Regions from separate parts of the Homo sapiens genome. Here region 2 is linked to region 1. A link is a loop called in an ENCODE intact Hi-C map of the cell type or tissue named here. Cell type or tissue: heart left ventricle. All regions are shown on one strand. Each heading gives the region's core, and the rest is flanking DNA. Links, peaks and the distances in the headings are about the cores only. Region 1 overlaps CSTF1 (cleavage stimulation factor subunit 1). Region 2 overlaps LOC124904971 (a long non-coding RNA gene).

Evidence for each region. Peaks named below come from ENCODE experiments on the same cell type or tissue, not always from the same donor. Only the 100,000 strongest peaks of a DNase experiment are listed, where the experiment ranks them.
Region 2: it touches region 1 in a loop (9-fold over the local background); 4 of 110 quality-filtered maps call a loop at or near these places.

What each region holds. Positions count from the first base shown.
Region 1 is chr20:56,403,489-56,411,750 of GRCh38, forward strand. CSTF1 (cleavage stimulation factor subunit 1) reads left to right here. Exons shown (of 6, transcript NM_001324.3): 6 at 1-2,874. The coding sequence ends at 239. Among named protein-coding and RNA genes, the nearest start is that of CASS4, 4.6 kb to the right of the region's middle. In heart left ventricle, for the core only: no CTCF peak of the experiment used is centred there; no DNase peak of the experiment used is centred there; H3K27ac peaks cover 3,311 bases.
Region 2 is chr20:56,554,778-56,563,178 of GRCh38, forward strand. It overlaps LOC124904971 (a long non-coding RNA gene), which reads left to right. Exons shown (of 2, transcript XR_007067758.1): 2 at 1-834. Among named protein-coding and RNA genes, the nearest start is that of LINC01716, 19 kb to the right of the region's middle. RefSeq lists an enhancer at 59-108. In heart left ventricle, for the core only: a CTCF peak has its summit at 441; no DNase peak of the experiment used is centred there; H3K27ac peaks cover 774 bases.

The sequences.
Region 1 (8,262 bases), core at 1-8,000:
AGGTGCACCGGACACAGGCTGTGTTTAACCACACCGAGGACTATGTGTTGCTGCCCGACGAGAGGACGATCAGTCTTTGCTGCTGGGACTCGAGGACAGCCGAGCGGAGAAACCTGCTGTCGTTGGGGCACAACAATATTGTACGCTGCATAGTGCACTCCCCCACCAACCCCGGGTTCATGACGTGCAGCGATGACTTCAGAGCGCGGTTTTGGTACCGGAGATCGACCACTGACTGAGCCACCCTCTCCGTAGGGTTCTTTCTCGAGGACTCTACCCTCCTCCCCCACGTCCTGTCTCAGCTGCAGTCGTAAGTCCGTGCACCATCCTTGACGTTTTGCTGCCACCTCTGTCCACATTCTTCTTGGATTTGTATAAAAGAATCTTTTTTTACCTTGATGTAGAATCATGGTGGAAAAAGTTGGAAACACAGATCTGTGCAGTTCTACATTCACTGATTATTACAGTGTGATTTTCATCGGTTTTGTAAGTACAGGACTTGCCGTTTCTTTTGATCTCTTGATTGAAGGAGGATAGGGCATTAAAGTGCTTTTGACATGAGGAATTTTCATTTGGTTCTTCTGTCAACTTTCTTGCTTATTCTGCTGAACCCTCTGTGTATTTCCCTTCCAGGTATATTTGAACAGATAAGCAGGCATGCAGCTCTGAGACTCCTGAGTTTTATGCCATTATCAAAAGCATTTTCAAGAATCCCTCAATTCTATCCTGAAATGATGTTATTCTGATAATAAAGCTCAGATCTGCAACTTTATTGTTATATATTTTTCACTTCTGTAAAATTAATGGCCAGTTTTTCCTGACAATTTATAGGAACAGTATCTTTCAACATACTCCCTACATTATCCTTCAATATCTGCAATACTTGTCTTTAGTAACTGTATTTCTGGTAAGATTATGATTTCATGAGAAACAATTGAAAATATATCCGATCTAATTAAATTAGGTCAGCCTGCTATTGCTCTCAGGTGTTGCCTGTCTTCACGAATGATTAGTATCGATTGACCTCTTTCTTAGGTGGTTTTAAGTCTTCAGTTCTCGTCAGCATGAACTAACTTCTCATCATGGAGGCACATAGTAACTGCATTCTCAGAAGATTTATGCAGTTAACCAATTGATACAAGTTTTCTTTTTCTTGAATTTTTTTTTTTTTAATTGAGGCACAGTCTTGCTCTGTCACCCAGGTTGGAGTGCAGTGGCGTGATCTCAGCTCACTGCAAGCTCCGCCTCCTGGTTTCACACCATTTTCCTGCCTCAGCCTCCCAAGTAGCTGGGACTACAGGCACCCACCACCACGCCCGGCTAATTTTTTTTTTTTTTTTTTTTTTTTTTGTATTTTTAGTAGAGCCAGGGTTTCACCATGTTAGCCAGGATGGTCTCTATCTCCTGACCTCGTGATCCGCCTGCCTCAGCCTCCCAAAGTTTTGGGATTACAGGCGTGAGCCACCGCGCCCAGCCTTCCTGAAGCTTTTTAGAACATGACAGTACTTCTCTGGATTCAGCACTAGCAGAGTCAGAGAACTCTGAACTCCCCTTGTACAAACATAAACTTTGCTTTATATTTATCCCAAAAAACAAATACCTTATGATCTGCATAGGAGTACCTAGAAATATAATCTGGGATCATTTGATAAAAATAGTAAATAGATTGAAGTAAAAGTCATTGCTTTATATTATAGGAAGTTTTGTTTTGTTTTGTTTTGTTTGTTTTGTTTTTGAGACGGAGTTTCGCTCTTGTCCCCCAGGCTTTAGTGCAATGGCGCGATCTCGGCTCACCGCAGCCTCCGCCACCTGGGTTCAAACGATTCTCCTGCCTCAGGCTCCCGAGTAACTAGGATTACAGGCGTGCGCCACCATGCCCGGCTAATTTTGTATTTTTTTTAGTAGAGACGGGGTTTCTCCATGTTGGTCAGGCTGGTCTCGAACTCCCAACCTCAGGTAATCCGCCCGCCTCAGCCTCCCAAAGTGCTAGGATTACAGGCGTGAGCCACCACGCGCGGCCCCATCATACGAAGTTACTGAAGTTATTGCGTAAACATTCTGTTTTAGTCATCCTTGAGGATCGTTTTAACTCCTTGATCTGTAAAACTGTCTTAAGCATCTTAACATGTTACATCACAGGGTTTTAGCTCAGATTTCCAAAGAGCCATATTTTTTGATGCATATTTCCAGTTGAATTCCAGTGTGAATTTCCAGTTGTACTTTGCATTCTGATTCTTTGATATTTGAACTTGGCCATCTGTGGGTGCTACTCTCGTAAGACTAAAAGGCACCTACTAAATACGAACAAGGATAACCAGTTCTACCAAAAACATTACCAACCAAACCTCCCCTGTTCTTTTTTCAGACTTTCCTTTTGCTTTCAACCTCTTAAACTGTAAAGGAGAGATTTAATGTTTCCCTATTATTCTGCTTTGACTCACATACTAAAATGACCACATGGCACTCCATTGAATCTTTTCAGTTGTTCACGAATTAAAATAATGCCCATGTTTTACAGTTTTTCGAGTAGTCTCAGCAATGGATCTGTAGTTTCAGGACCTGTTTTTAAAAGATCAAGATACTTTTATGTGTTTCAGAAGTAGCTGTTTTTTCATTTTTTGTGGGTTTGTTTTTTTTGTGTTTGTTTGGTTGGTTGGTTTTTGGTTTTTTTGCTTTTTAAAGGTCACAGTGTTGTGAGCCTGGTGTAAATGCCAGGAATATTATATGGACTTAGTATCTGCATCTCGTTAATTGTACCACACAACACTCTGCCATTCAAATAATGAATATCTGGTCAGGATACGAACTTATACCCTCTGTGTGTTTTTTTTTTTTAAGATACGTGATTTCTGAAATAAACTTTATATACAATGATAAGCTAGTTTATTTTTTTTGGAACTTACTTTGAACATTTCCCACATTTGAACATCTGTTCTCAAACAGCAGTTATGACTTTGGTACTGTTCACCCTTTCTTTAGTGCTTTGTTCCAGAAGTCAGGTTTTTATAGCTGGATCACCTTTAGCTCTTTATCTTTGCTCCTCTGCTCTCTATGAATTTTTCTTTTTTTGAAACGAATTCTCACCCTGCCGCCCAGGCTGGAGTGCAATGGCGCGATCTCGGTTCACCGCAACCTCCGCCTCCCAGGTTCAAGCGATTCTCCTGCCTTAGCCCCCTGAGTAGCTGAGATTACAGGCGCGTGCCACCATGCCTGGCTAATTTTTTCTATCTTTAGGAGAGACAGGGTTTCGCCATGTTGGCCAGGCTGGTCTTGAACTCCTGACCTTCTGATCTGCCCACCTTGGCCTCCCAAAGTGCTGGGATTACAGACGTGAGCCACCGTGCCCGGCCGCTCTCTGTGAAGTTAAAGAACTTGAGTATAATTCAGTTTTTTGGCTTATTCAGAGAACGCTATCTTTGCTTACACTTTGGTTTTCCTTAGGAAGAGCAATGTGAGAGAGTCCAGTCTCAGCTCTGTTACTGACTTGGTAAGTAATAGGGCAAGTCATTTTTCTGGGATACAGCTTCCTTTTCTGCGATTAAAGGGCTTAATGAAAAAAATCTCCAGCATGCACTTCAACCTGTAAAGCTCTTTGTTTTCATGCCTGATGATACAAACAGACTTCAGGGAGGGAGGAAGCCATTGTTCCTAAGCGGGAGACATCTGTTTCTAAAAAGGTAACAAACCAGATATTTCCAGAGCCCTTTCAATTCAAACCTGGATAGAACTTTTTTTAAATCTCTAATAGTTAGCTGAGACAGCAAGAAAGAAGGAATTCCTGAGGGGCAGAACAAAGCACAAATCCAGAGGATTCGCAGTGCTGGAGCACTGAGTAGGTCAGTTCCTGTAACCTACTCATCTCTGAGCAGAAGTCAAAGCTCTGAGTCTTCATGGAGGAGGAACTTTGGTCAAGACCCAGAAAGCCTGGAACCCCAAAGGTGCCCCTTCAGTAAAAGGATGAACTTGACAAAAACCTGCCTCAGAGAAAGACGAGAAATCTGCCTGCTTGGTGCTGGCTCAGGGGTTTTCGGAGAGAGGGTGTCTGGTGTTGGCACAAGGGAGGGTCTCCTGAGAATTCGGTCCACGCACTGTTCCTCATGCAGGTTTGGAACAATTTACGCTACCTGTACTGCTCAGAGAAAATCAAATGGGGATCTTAAAGCAGTCTCCAACTGATGGTGGCCACAAGTATCTGGCAGAGGCCAGCACGAATTTTCTGTGCAAGAACACGTCTTAACCCCAGTCCTCCCTCTATCCCAGATAAACCTCTGAGGATCATGAACTCACAGTCAGGTACGTGAGGAAACAAGCCACCCTGATAAGAATCAGCAAAAATAACATAATCAGACTTGCAAGGACCTAGTGGAATTACCAGACACAGATTAAATTCAGAGAACTAAAACAGTAACTAAAATGGGACCAAGGGGCGGGCGTGGTGGCTCACGCCTGGAATTCCACACTTTGGAAGGCCGAGGCTGTGAGATGGCTTGAGGTCAGGAGTTCGAGACCAGCCTGGGCAATAGGGCAAAACCTCATCTCTACCAAAAATACAAAAATATTAGCCGGGTGTAGTGGCGCACACTTGTAGTCCCAGCTACTCAGGAAGCTGAGGCATGAGAATCGCTTGAGCCAGGGAGATGGAGGTTGCAGTGAGCCAGGATCAAGCCACTGCACTGCAGCTTGGGCAACAGAGCGAGCCTCTGTATCAAAATAAAAATGGGACCAAGGATTAAAAAACTTGCACAAGGCCAGGCGCCGTGGCTCACACCTGTAATCTCAGAACTTTGGGAGGCTGAGACCGGCGGATCACCTGAGGCCAGGAGTTCAAGACCAGCCTGACCAACATGGAGAAACCCCATCTCTACTAAAAATACAAAAACATTAGCCGGGTGTGGTGGCACATGCCTGTAATCCCAGCTACTCAGGAGGCTGAGGCAGGAGCATCGCTTGAACCCGGGAGGCAGAGGTTGCGATGAGCCGAGATCGCACCATTGCACTTCAGCCTGGGCAACAAGAGCGAGACTCCATCTAAAAAAAAAAAAAAAAAAACTTGCACAAGGGACTGGGCAGGTTTGAATTAAAGAATAAGACTTGTGGAAAACCTCCTATTGGAATGTTTCTCTAGTTTTCATCGTGAATTGCTTTGGCCTTTCCCTGGAGCTCTTAACTGTTGGCCTTCCTGCTCCCTGACTGGATATTTGACTCTATGAAGCCTCTTTCACAGGCGTCTTTTGGCCAAGCAACTCCTCGCCACTCTGTCTGCTCCCCAGTAACGACCGCTTGCCTGGGGCATCATTTTCTCTCTGGCTTTTTCTTGCTCTCCTGCCGGCATTCAGCCTTTCCCTCCAGCTTCCTGTCCCCACTCTGTCCCCAGAGCATTTCCTTTGCATCCTTGTTTTCAATTCTTGCCCTAATTCCTTTTCCCTCCCAACCTGGGGGTCAAAACTTGGGTGATAAAACTAATCACTAATAACTAGAGTGGCTGCAGATTCCCCAGCCCTCCCAGTATTATCCCTGCAGCAGAATATTTGGTGAATTTGTGGGCAATTCATGAAATTCTTTTTTTTCTTTTTTCTTTAAGACAGTCTCACTCTCGCCCAGGCTGGAGTGCAGCGGTGCGATCTCCACTCTACTGCAGCCTCCACCTCCCGGGTTCAAATGATTCTTGTGCCTCAGCCTCCCAAGTAGCTGGGATTATAGGCATGCACCACCACGCTCGGCCAATTTTTGTATTTTTTGTAGAGATGGGGCTTCGCCATGTTAGCCAGGCCTGGCCTCAAATGATCTGCCTGCCTCAGCCTCCCAAAGTTCTGGGATTACAGACCTGAGCTGTCTTGCCCAGCCAATTCATGAAATTCTGCTTTGGTCAAAAGAGCTATTTTTATGAGTAATCTTCATGAGATTACAGCCTGAAACTTCCCGCCAAGCCTTTAATGTTTTGAACATTGTAAGTCTGGTGTTCAGCTGTCCTTTATAATTCAAATATCGAGTGCCCAGTGTTTCACTACTACCAGTCAGGGAGCTTGATATTCACATGAAAACAACATAAAAGCATACAGAAAAACATGCAAAAGCAATTTTCCTCCCTACGCATGTATAAGGCACTATAGAAGTGAATTGGTCAGACTCACTTGTCTCAGAAAAGAAAATTCGGTCCAAACTACTGTTCTTGATAGCACATTTGCCAAGAGCATTAAGATTACCTCACTAGAGTCCTTCTGACGTAGTTCCCTTGAACTCCAGCTGTTTCAGCCTTCAGACAACCGGATATTATGCAAGCACCCAGTTTCCTAGACTAATAGTTCTTGCAATGTTTGTCCACATTAAAGGCTCATTTGCCTTAAAATACTAATGGATTGCAGCAAAATGTCTAAGGCAGTTTCTCACACCTTTCATTCAGAAAAACCATAGAGGGCTCAAATAACAGACCGAGAGGTCAAGTTCCTTATTCACAAAATATCAAACTAGGTATCTATGTAGGAGCTAGTTGATATAATTTCAGGGCCAAAGCCTATTACTTTTGTGTCTTACTTTTCTAGTTGAGGTTGTTTTCCCTAGAAAAAACAACTTGTGAATTATAGCATTCTGATCTGTATTATGAGCTTAAGGGCAGGCTCTTCAGTATAGGGAAGAATCACTGCCGGGAGTCTGCCAAGTTGATGGAAACCATCTGAACTTGAGTTACTGTGGAGTCTTTTCTAAGAGACTTGAATTCAGTTTCTGGGTCTGTTACTTTACTCTGTGACCTTGGGCAAGTTTATCCATCCTTCCTTTTCATTACAGAGAATTTCAGACATAAAAGTCAACAATACAGCAGAAACAGTGGTTTCCAGGGGCTGGGGGAAGAACAAGTAACTGCTAATGGGGTAAATGTCCAGGAATTGAAAGAGGATTACTTTTTGAAATGGTGGTTGCACAACTCTGAATGTACTAAAAACCACTGAATTGTATACTTCAAAAAGGTGCATTGGCCAGGTGCGGTGGCTCACACCTATAATCCCAGCACTTTGGGAGGCTAAGGCAGGTGAATGACGAGGTCAGGAGATCAAGACCATCCTGGCCAACATGGTGAAACCCTGTCTCTACTAAAATACAAAAAAATTAGCCGGGCATGGTGGCACGCACCTATAATCCCAGCTACTTGGGAGGCTGAGGCAGGAGAATCTCTTGAAACCTGGAGGTGGAGGTTGCAGTGAGCCGAGATTACACCACTGCACTCCAGCCTGGTGACAGAGCAAGACTCCGTCTCAAAAAAAATAAATAAATAAAGGTGAATTTTATGGTACCTGAATTATATCTTAATATAATATTAATATATTATTATTAATATAATTTATATCTTAATATCTCTATGGATCTCCTCCTTGAACCAAACTGTTCATTGCGTGGGGTCATTGTTCCCTCCCTGTTATCTGCTATCGCCTGCAGCATGCCAATTACTTGGCCCTGAAGTTAATTTCTAACAATGATAACATTTAAAAATGTGGACTGTCTCAGCCAGAAATCAGTCAGCTACTTCAATGGGTAAATACATCCTGGTGCCCAGACTTGTGGGGACGACACATGGGACAACCAGAGGACAAGACGCTAAGTGCTATCTGTTGAACTTGCCTCAGAGGTGTGGTAAAAGAAAAGAAAATTTAAAAATAAAAAATTAAAAAATGCTGTCTGACAAGAAGATAGCGGTAAGCTATCCCCCACAGCTGGTTGGGGATAGAACTTGAGCCTGGCTTGGAAGAATGGGCACCATTTTGTCTAAATAAAAATGCAGGCCGGGGCCAGGCGTTGTGGCTCACGCCTGTAATCCCAGCATTTTGAGAGGCTGAGGTGGGTGGATCACTTGAGGTCAGGAGTTTGAGACCAGCCTGGCCAACATGGTGAAGTCCTGTCTCTACTGAAAATACAAAAATTAGCCAGGCGTGGTGGCGGGTGCCTGTAATCCCAGCTGCTCTGGAGGCTGAGGCAGGAGAATCACTTGAACCCGGGAGGTGGAGGTTGCAGTGAGCCGAGATTGCGCCACTGCGCTCCCACCTGAGTGACAGAGAAAGACTCCGTCTCAAAAAAAAAAAAAAATGCAGACTTATTTTGCTCAGTGTCTGCTATGCTGTAGGTCCTCTCTAGAGATTGGATCTGAATTTAGGAAAAGTAAAAAGAGTTGGCAAGTGATGATAAACTGCATGAGCTAGCAGGGGTTTCAAGTACAACACACACGATAAGTTTATTTGATTTAAGAGAGAGAATACAGGTGCGGGGCTCAGCATA
Region 2 (8,401 bases), core at 183-8,182, 150 kb after region 1:
ATTCTGGTTTACATGTATCATAATTTAACCAGTTCCCTACTGGTGGATGTCTAGGTTTCCCCGATGTTTTGCTATTAAAAACACACATGGTACACGTTTTTCTAGATCGGGCAGGGTTTGCCCATCTCCACTTCAAGCAGCACAACCACCATCTGCCAGTGTTGGGGTTTACTCTACAGTCAGCAAACACTGTTGGCACATCCAGTCAGAGAAACTGAAAACAGAAAGCAGAAATGGCTTACACTGGACTAATTTTAGAATTTCTAAGTACATTTAAGTGATGACTCATCCCACTTAAATTCAAAGCTGTTTGTTGTGCCATCTGGCTCATCAGAACATGAAAGACTTCTCCTGCAACCTGGAAAAAGGCCAGAGAGGAAGACGAATGGAGGAGTCAACCCCATGGGAATGCTGACTGAGTGTTAGCTCCCCGTGGACAGGAATGTCACTGCATGAATAGGCTGCAGTATGTCTGGGCCTGTTTTTTTTTCATAAAATGTTCCCCCCCTGTTTTTTTCTTATTCCAAAGCAATGCAACAAAAAGCACAAGAAATCAAAAAGGAAAAAATAGATATTGGACTTCATCAAAATGAAAAACTTTTGTGCTTCAAAGGAAATGGAAAGAAAGTGAAAAAACAACTGAGGGAATGGAAGAAAATATTCTCAAATCATCATCTAACAAAGGTTGTGTTAGTCTGTTCAGGTTGCTGTAACAAAATATCATTTCAGGTCACCAGGTGGCTTAAACAACAGATTCAGTTGGCCCTCCGTATCCATGGGTTTCAGGCCTTCGACTTCAACCAACCTCAAATAAAAAATATTTTTAAAACCCAATACGGCCGAGTGCGGTGCCTCATGCCTGTAATCATAGCACTTTGGGAGGCCGAGGCGGGGGGATCACTTGAGGTCAGGAGTTCAAGACCATCCTGGCCAATACATAGTGAAACCCTGTCTCTCCTAAAAATACAAAAATTAGCTGGGCATGGTGGCGGGTGCCTGTAATCCCAGCTACTTGGGAGGCTGAGGCAGGAGAATCGCTGGAACCCCGGAGGCAGAGGTTGCAGTGAGCCGAGATCGCACCATTGCACTCCAGCCTAGGAGACAGAGCCTTCTGTCTCTAAAAAAAAAAAAAGAAAGAAAAAGCCAGTACAGCAATAAAAAATAATAAAAATCTTAAAACAATGTAGCATATTGTTTTAAACTATTTAAACTACAATTACTTACATAGCATTTACATTTATAAGTAATCTAGAGATCATTTAAAGTACACAGGAGGATATGTGTAAGTTATGCGCAAATACTACACAATTTTATATCAGGGACCTGATCATCTTTGTTTTTTTTGTTTTGTTTTTTGTTTTTTGAGACTGAGTCTTGCTCTGTCACCCAGGCTGGAGTGCAGTGGCATGATCTCAGTTTACTGCAACCTCCACCTCCTGGGCTCAAGCAATCCTCCTGCCTCAGCCTCCCGAGTAGCTGGAACTACAGGCATGCGCCACCATGCCTGGCTAATTTTTGTAGTTTTAGTAGAGAAGCGGTTTCACCATGTTGGCCAAGCTGGTCTTGAACTCCTGGCCTAACGTGATTCGCCTGTCTTGGCCTCCCAAAGTGCTGGGATTACAGGCGTGAACCACTGTGTCAGACAGAGTAGACTCCGTCTTAAAGAAAAAAAAGTTTTGGTGCCATTCCATGCAACGTGGAGAGAAATGTCGCATTCAGGAGGGAAGGCTCCCAGACACTTAACTCTCCACTCCAGGCCAGCTTTCTGGAGGCACCAGGGCTTTGTCAACGCATAGATGAGGAGTCAGCCATTGAGTGTGACAGTGTGAGGCAGTGGAGAAGGCATAGAAGCTGGAAGCTGGAAGTCCTGCCTTCCTAAACCACAGCTGCTTCTTACCAGCTGTGTTACCTTAAGTAGGTCCCTTAACCTCTCTGAATCTCATCGCAAAGTGCTTTTCGAATAGAGCAGGATCATTGAGAGGATTCAGTGAAGTATTTACTCTTGAAACCCTTAGCATGGAGCCTGGCAAGTACCAGGTGCTTAGGAACAATCCTTCATTATCACACCAAAAAAGGTGCTGTGGACACCCAAGGAAACAAAATCCCTTCGATAAAGAATTTTAAAATTTTAGTCTTATGAACCGTGCTATGTATTCTCCTGCCTTTTTGACAGAATAGACTGAACATCCTTTAACCTTTTTTGATGGTGCAAGATCATCTCTTATAAGACAAAAATTCAGGCCAGGCATGGTGGCTCATGCCTGTAATCCCAGCACTTTGGGAGGCTGAGGTGGGTGGATGGCTTCAGTCCAGGAGTTCGAGACTAGCCTGGGCAACATAAGTGAGACCCTGTCTCTACAAAAAATACAAAACTTAGCCAGATGTTTTGGTGTGCACCTGTGGTCCCAGCTACTCAAGAGGCTGATGTGGAAAGATGGTTTGAGCTCGGGAGGCAGAGGTTGCAGTGAGCCAAGATTTTGCCACTGCACTCCAGCCTGGTGACAGAGCAAGACTCCATCTCAAAAAAAGAAAGGCAAAAATTCCCTCAGAGTGCAAAGCTTGCCAGTATTTAGAAATCCAACATTAGTCTTCATTCAGCAACCAGTCATTCATTTGCCAAACATGAACTTTCCCTAGAACTCCATACTTCTTTGGACGTGTGAGACACTGCCAGAATAATTATTCAAGCACTGTGTGGGCCAGGTGCGGTGGCTTACGCCTGTAATCCCAGCACTTTGAGAAGCCGAGGCAAGACGATTGCTTGAGCTCAGGAGCTCGAGACCAGCCTGGCAACATGGTGAAAGCCTGTCTCTATTTAAAAAAAAAATTAGCCGAGTGTGATGGTGCCCTCTTGGAGTCCCAGCTACTCAGGAGGCTAAGGCGGGAAGATCATTTAAGCCCAGGAGATGGAGGCTGCAGTGAGCTGTGATCTACCACTGCATTCCAGCCTGGGTGACAGAGCAAGACCCTGTCTAAAAAAAAAAAAAAGAAAAAAAAGAAAAGAAAAGAATGAGTGGGAGGGCGAGGCGCGGTGGCTCACGCCTGTAATCCCAGCACTTTGGGAGTGGGAGGTGGGTGGATTACCTGAGGTCGGGAGTTCGAGCTCAGCCTGGCTAACATGGTGAAACCCCGTCTCTACTAAATACACAAAATTAGCTGGGCGTGGTGGCACACGCCTGTAATCCCAGCTACTCCGGAGGCTGAGGCAGGAGAATCGCTTGAACCCAGGAGGCGGAGGTTGCAGTGAGCCGGGATTGTGCCACTGCACTCCAACCTGGGCGACAGTGAGACTCCGTCTCAAAAAAAAAATGAAGTACTGGTACCTGCAACAGACACAAAAGCCACATATTATATGATTCCCTGTGTGTGAAATGTCCAGAAGAGGCAAATCCATAGAGCTGACAAGTAGAATGGTGATTACCAAGAGCTTAGGAGAGGAAGGGCTAATGGCCTTGAGGTTCTTTTTAAGGTGATGAGCATGTTTATTTGGAGACAGAGTCTCGTTGTGTTGCCCAGGCTGGAGTGCAGTGGTGTGTTCACAGCTCACTGCAGCCTCAACCTCCTAGGCTCAAGTGCTCCTGCCATCTCAGCCTCCCGAGCAGCTTGGACCACAGGGCTGAACCATCACCCCCAGCTAATTTTTTCTGTTTTTTGTAAAGGCAAGGTCTCACAAAATCCCAACATGCTGGGATTACAGGCGTGAGCCACCATGCCTGGCCCCTACTCATTCTTTTTTTTTTTTAAGATGGAGTCTTGCTGTGTCACCCAGGCTGGAGTGCAGTGGCACAATCTTGGCTCACTGCAACCTCCACCTCCTGAGTTCAAGCAATTCTCCCTGCCTCAGCCTCCCGAGTACCTGGGATTACAGGCGCCTGCCACCACGCCCAGCTAATTTTTGTATTTTTAGTAGAGATGGCGTTTCACCATGTTGGCCAGGTTGGTCTCGAAATCCTGACCTCAGGTGATCCACCCACCTTGGCCTCCCAAAGTGCTGGGATTACAGGCATGAGCCACCGCGCCCAGCCGCCCCTACTCATTCTTAATCACACCACCTGACTTTCTCCACATTGATCACATTAGGATATTATCTTGTTTATTTACAGAAAATCTGTGTCCCTCTTCAGTGCACTGGACTCTTCGGTGCACTGGATGCTCAATGCAGGCACTAAGTTTTGTCTGACTTACCACTGGTTGTATGCCCTGCTCACAGCTGGTGAATGAGTGATTGGAAACACACCTGCTCCCTTGATTTAGGCCTCTGGGAAACAAGGGCAAGGTAAGTTCAGGAAGAAGAAAGACCTCGTAATTTCCAGGTAGGAAAAATCCTTTGGTGTGGCCGTGAGACACTGCATTCTTCTTGGCCACAGCTCCCTCTGCTTTGAGAATCACATAATCAACTTTATCTTTCTCTGAATCGTTCACATAAAAGGGAGGTGTTGGAACACAAGGTGGAAATGGGTGTGTTGGCGGTGGCTGAGGAAGTCGGGGCAGGAGGAGCCACTGTTTCTGGGAATGAATTCCTGAAACTTGCTGGTCCCACCAAGATGCAAATCTTGCGGCAGTTTTTACAGTTATCCTGTGGAAGAAGTGAGGATCCCACTCCAAGCCCAGGTCAGAATGCTGATAATCCCCTCTGATCAGGTTTTTTTAATTTTATTTTTATTTTTTGTGGTTTGGGGAAGATTTGCCAACTGTATCCTCTTTTCTGGCAAGGAAAATTTATATCTGCCCAATGAAATCAGGAATTTAACTTCATTCATTCAACAGTTATTTAATTCTATCCTCTACTAGATTCCTACAGCTGCTGTAACCCTAAAGTACCACAAACTGGGTGGCTTGAAACAACAGACACGTAGCCAGGCGCAGTGGCTCACGCCTGTAATCCCAGCACTTTGGGAGGCTGAGGTGGGCAGATCATCTGAGGTCAGGAGTTCAAGACCAGCCTGGCCAAAACGGTGAAACCCTGTCTCTGCTAAAAATACAAAAAAAATTAGCCGGGCATGGTGGTGGCGCACGGCTGCCATTCCAGCTACTCGGAATGCTGAGGCAGGAGAACCGCTTGAACCTGTGAGGCGGAGGTTGCAGTGAGAGCGAGACTCTATCTCAAAAAAACAAAACAAAAAACCCCAACAACAACAGACATGTATCCTCTCACGGTTCTGGAGGCCAGAAGTCTCAAATCAAACGATTAGCAGGGCCATGTTCTCCCTCCACAGGCTCTTGGGGAGAATGTTTCTCTGCCTTTCTCTTCGCTGCTGGTGTTGCTGGCAGCTCTTGGCACTTTTTGGGTGTAGGCTCATCACTCCAGCACCTGCCCTGGGGTCACATGGCTCTCTCCTCACTGTGCCTCTTCTTTTTTTATTTTTGAGACAGGGTCTCATTCTGTGGCCCAGGCTGGAGTGCAGTGGCACAGTCTCAGCTCACTGCAACCTCCTCCTCCCCAGGCTCAAGTGATCCTCCTACGTCAGCCTCCCAAGAAGCTGGGACTTCAGGCTCATGCCACCAAGCCCGGCTAATGTTTTGTATTTTTAGTAGAGAGAGCAGTTTACCATGTTGCCTAGGCTAGTCTCGAATACCTGAGTTCAAGTGATCTACTTGTCTCAGCCTCCCACAGTGCTGAGATTACAGGTGTGAGCCACTGGGCCGGGCCCTCCTCTTTTTTTAAAAAAACAAAACAAAACAAAAACATTTATTTTAAGTTCAGGGGTACATGTGCAGCTTTGTTATACAGGTAAACTTGTGTCACGGGGGTTTGTTTTACAGATTATTAATTTCATCACCCAGGTATTAAGCTAGTATCCATTAGTTATTTTTTCTTTTTTGTTTTTTTTTTTTTTTTGAGACAGAGTTTCACTCTTGTTGCCCAGGCTGGAGTGCAATGGTGCCATCTCGGATCACTGCAACCTCCGCCTCCCGGGTTCAAGTGATTCTCCTGTCTCAGCCTCCCGAGTAGCTGGGATTACAGGCATGAGCCACCGTGGCCAGCCTAGTTATTTTTTCTGATCGTCTCCTTCCTCCCACCCTCCACCCTTGGCCAGACCCCAATGTGTGTTGTTCCCCTCTATGTGTCCATGTGTTCTCATCATTTAGCTCCCATTTGTGAGAATATGCAGTATTTGGTTTTCTGTTCCTGCATTAGTTTGCTAAGGATAATGACTTCTAGCTCCATCCATGTCCCTGCAAAGGACATGATATCATTCCTTTTTATGGCTGCATGGTATTCCATGGTCTATATGTAGCACATTTTCTTTATCCAGTCTATCACTGATGGGCATTGAGGTTGATTCCATGTCTTTGCTATTGCGAATAGTGCTGCAGTCCTTTTCTTCTAAGGATACCGGTCATATTAGATTATGGGTCCACTCTCATCCAGTATAACCTCATCTTAAATGATATCTTAATTATATCTTCAAAGAAGTAAGGTCACACTCACAGGTACTGGGGTTAGGACTTCAACATAGGTTTTTTGGGGGAAACTATTCAATGCCTAACACAACCTCTCCAAGAAAAAAATCTTACTGAAATTTTAATTGGAATTGTATTCAATTTATATCATAATTGGGGGATTTTGACTTTTGTGTTTTTTTTTTTTTTTTTTTTTTGAGACAGAGTCTCGCTCTGTCGCCCAGGCTGGAGTGCAGTGGCACGATCTCAGCTCACTACAACCTCTGCCTCCTGGGTTCATGCCATTCTCCTGCCTCAGCCTCCCATGTAGCTGGGATTACAGGTGCCCGCCACCATGCCTGGCTAATTTTTGTATTTTTAGCAGAGACGGGGTTTCACCATGTTGGTCAGGCTGGTCTCAAACTCCTGACCTCAGGTGAACTGCACGCCTCAGCCTTCCAAAGTGCTGGGATTACATGCGTGAGCCACCATGCCCGGCAACTTTTTCTTTTTCTTTTTCTTTTTCTTTTTTTTTCTTTTTTTTTTTTTGAGATGGCGTCTTGCTCTGTCACCCAGACTGGAGGGTAGTGGCGCCATCTCAGCTCACTGCAACATCTGCCCCCCCGGGTTCAAGCGATTCTCCTGCCTCAGCCTCCAAGTAGCTGGGATTATAGGCACCCGCCACCATGCCTGGCTAATTTTTGTATTTTTAGTAGAGATGGGGTTTTGCCATGTTGGCCAGGCTGATCTCGAACTCCTGACCTCAGGTGATTCACCCACTCCGCCTCCCAAAGTGCTAGGATTACAGGCATGAGCCATTGCGCCCAGCCAAATTTATTTCTAAGTGTTTCATAGTTTTTGTCTGCATGCTGAATGAAAATGTTTCTTATTTAAATTTCTAGGTGTTTATTGCTACAGTGTGAGAAAACTATTGTGTGGTTTTTTTTGTTTGTTTTTTGTTTTTTTTTAAGATGGAGTCTTGCTCTATCGCCCAGGCTGGAGGGCAGTGGCTTGTTCTGGGCTCACTGCAACCTCCGCCTCCTGGGTTCAAGTGATTCTCCTGCTTCAGCCTCACTAGTAGCTGGGATTACAGGTACCCACCACCAGGCCTGTCTAATTTTTGTATTTTTCGTAGAGATGGGGTTTTGCTATGTTGGCCAGGCTGGTCTGGAATTCCTGACCTCAGGCGATCCACCCACCTCCGCCTCCCAAAGTGCTGGCATTACAGAAGTGAGCCACCACGCCCAGCCTTGTTTGATGTATATTTATCCTGAGACTAGCCATCTAACCAAACTTTCTTATTTATTCCAGTGTTTTGAAAAAATAACTAGTATGTTTTGAGTTTTCTAAGCACACAGTCCTATAAATAGAGAAATGATTGAATGTTGCATCTTAGAATATTTTGCAGGATAGGAAAAATAACCTAGGGCTATCTATCAGCTGGCCATGACAGCTTTCCACAAGGTAGTGTTAACTAAGGAAAGCAAGATGTAAGAAAGAATGCTTAATATAATCTCAGTTTTGAAAAACAATGAGTGGGCCGGGTGCGGTGGCTCTGCCCTGTAATCCCAGCATTTTGGGAGGCTGAGGCCAGCGGATCACGAGGTCAGGGGTTTGAGACCAGCCTGGCCAACATGGTGAAACCCCGTCTCTTCTAAAAATACAAAAATTAGCTGGTGTGGTGGCACGCTCCTGTAGCCCCAGCTACTTGGGAGGCTGAGGCAAGAGAATCACTTGAACCTGGCAGGCGGAGGTTGCAGTGAGCCAAGCTGCACCGTTGCACTCCAGCCTGAGCGACAGAGCAGGACTCTGTCTCAAAAAAAAAAAAAAAAAAAATCAGTAAAAGGCAATATGTGTGTATTAGGATATATGGTTTTTTCTTTGGTTTTTTTGTTTTTGTTTTGTTTTTTGAGACAGAGTTTCGCTCTCGTTGCTCAGGCTGGAGTGCGATGCGCAATCTCGGCTCACTGCAACCTCCCGCTCCCGGGTTCAAACGATTCTCCTGCCTCAGCCTCCC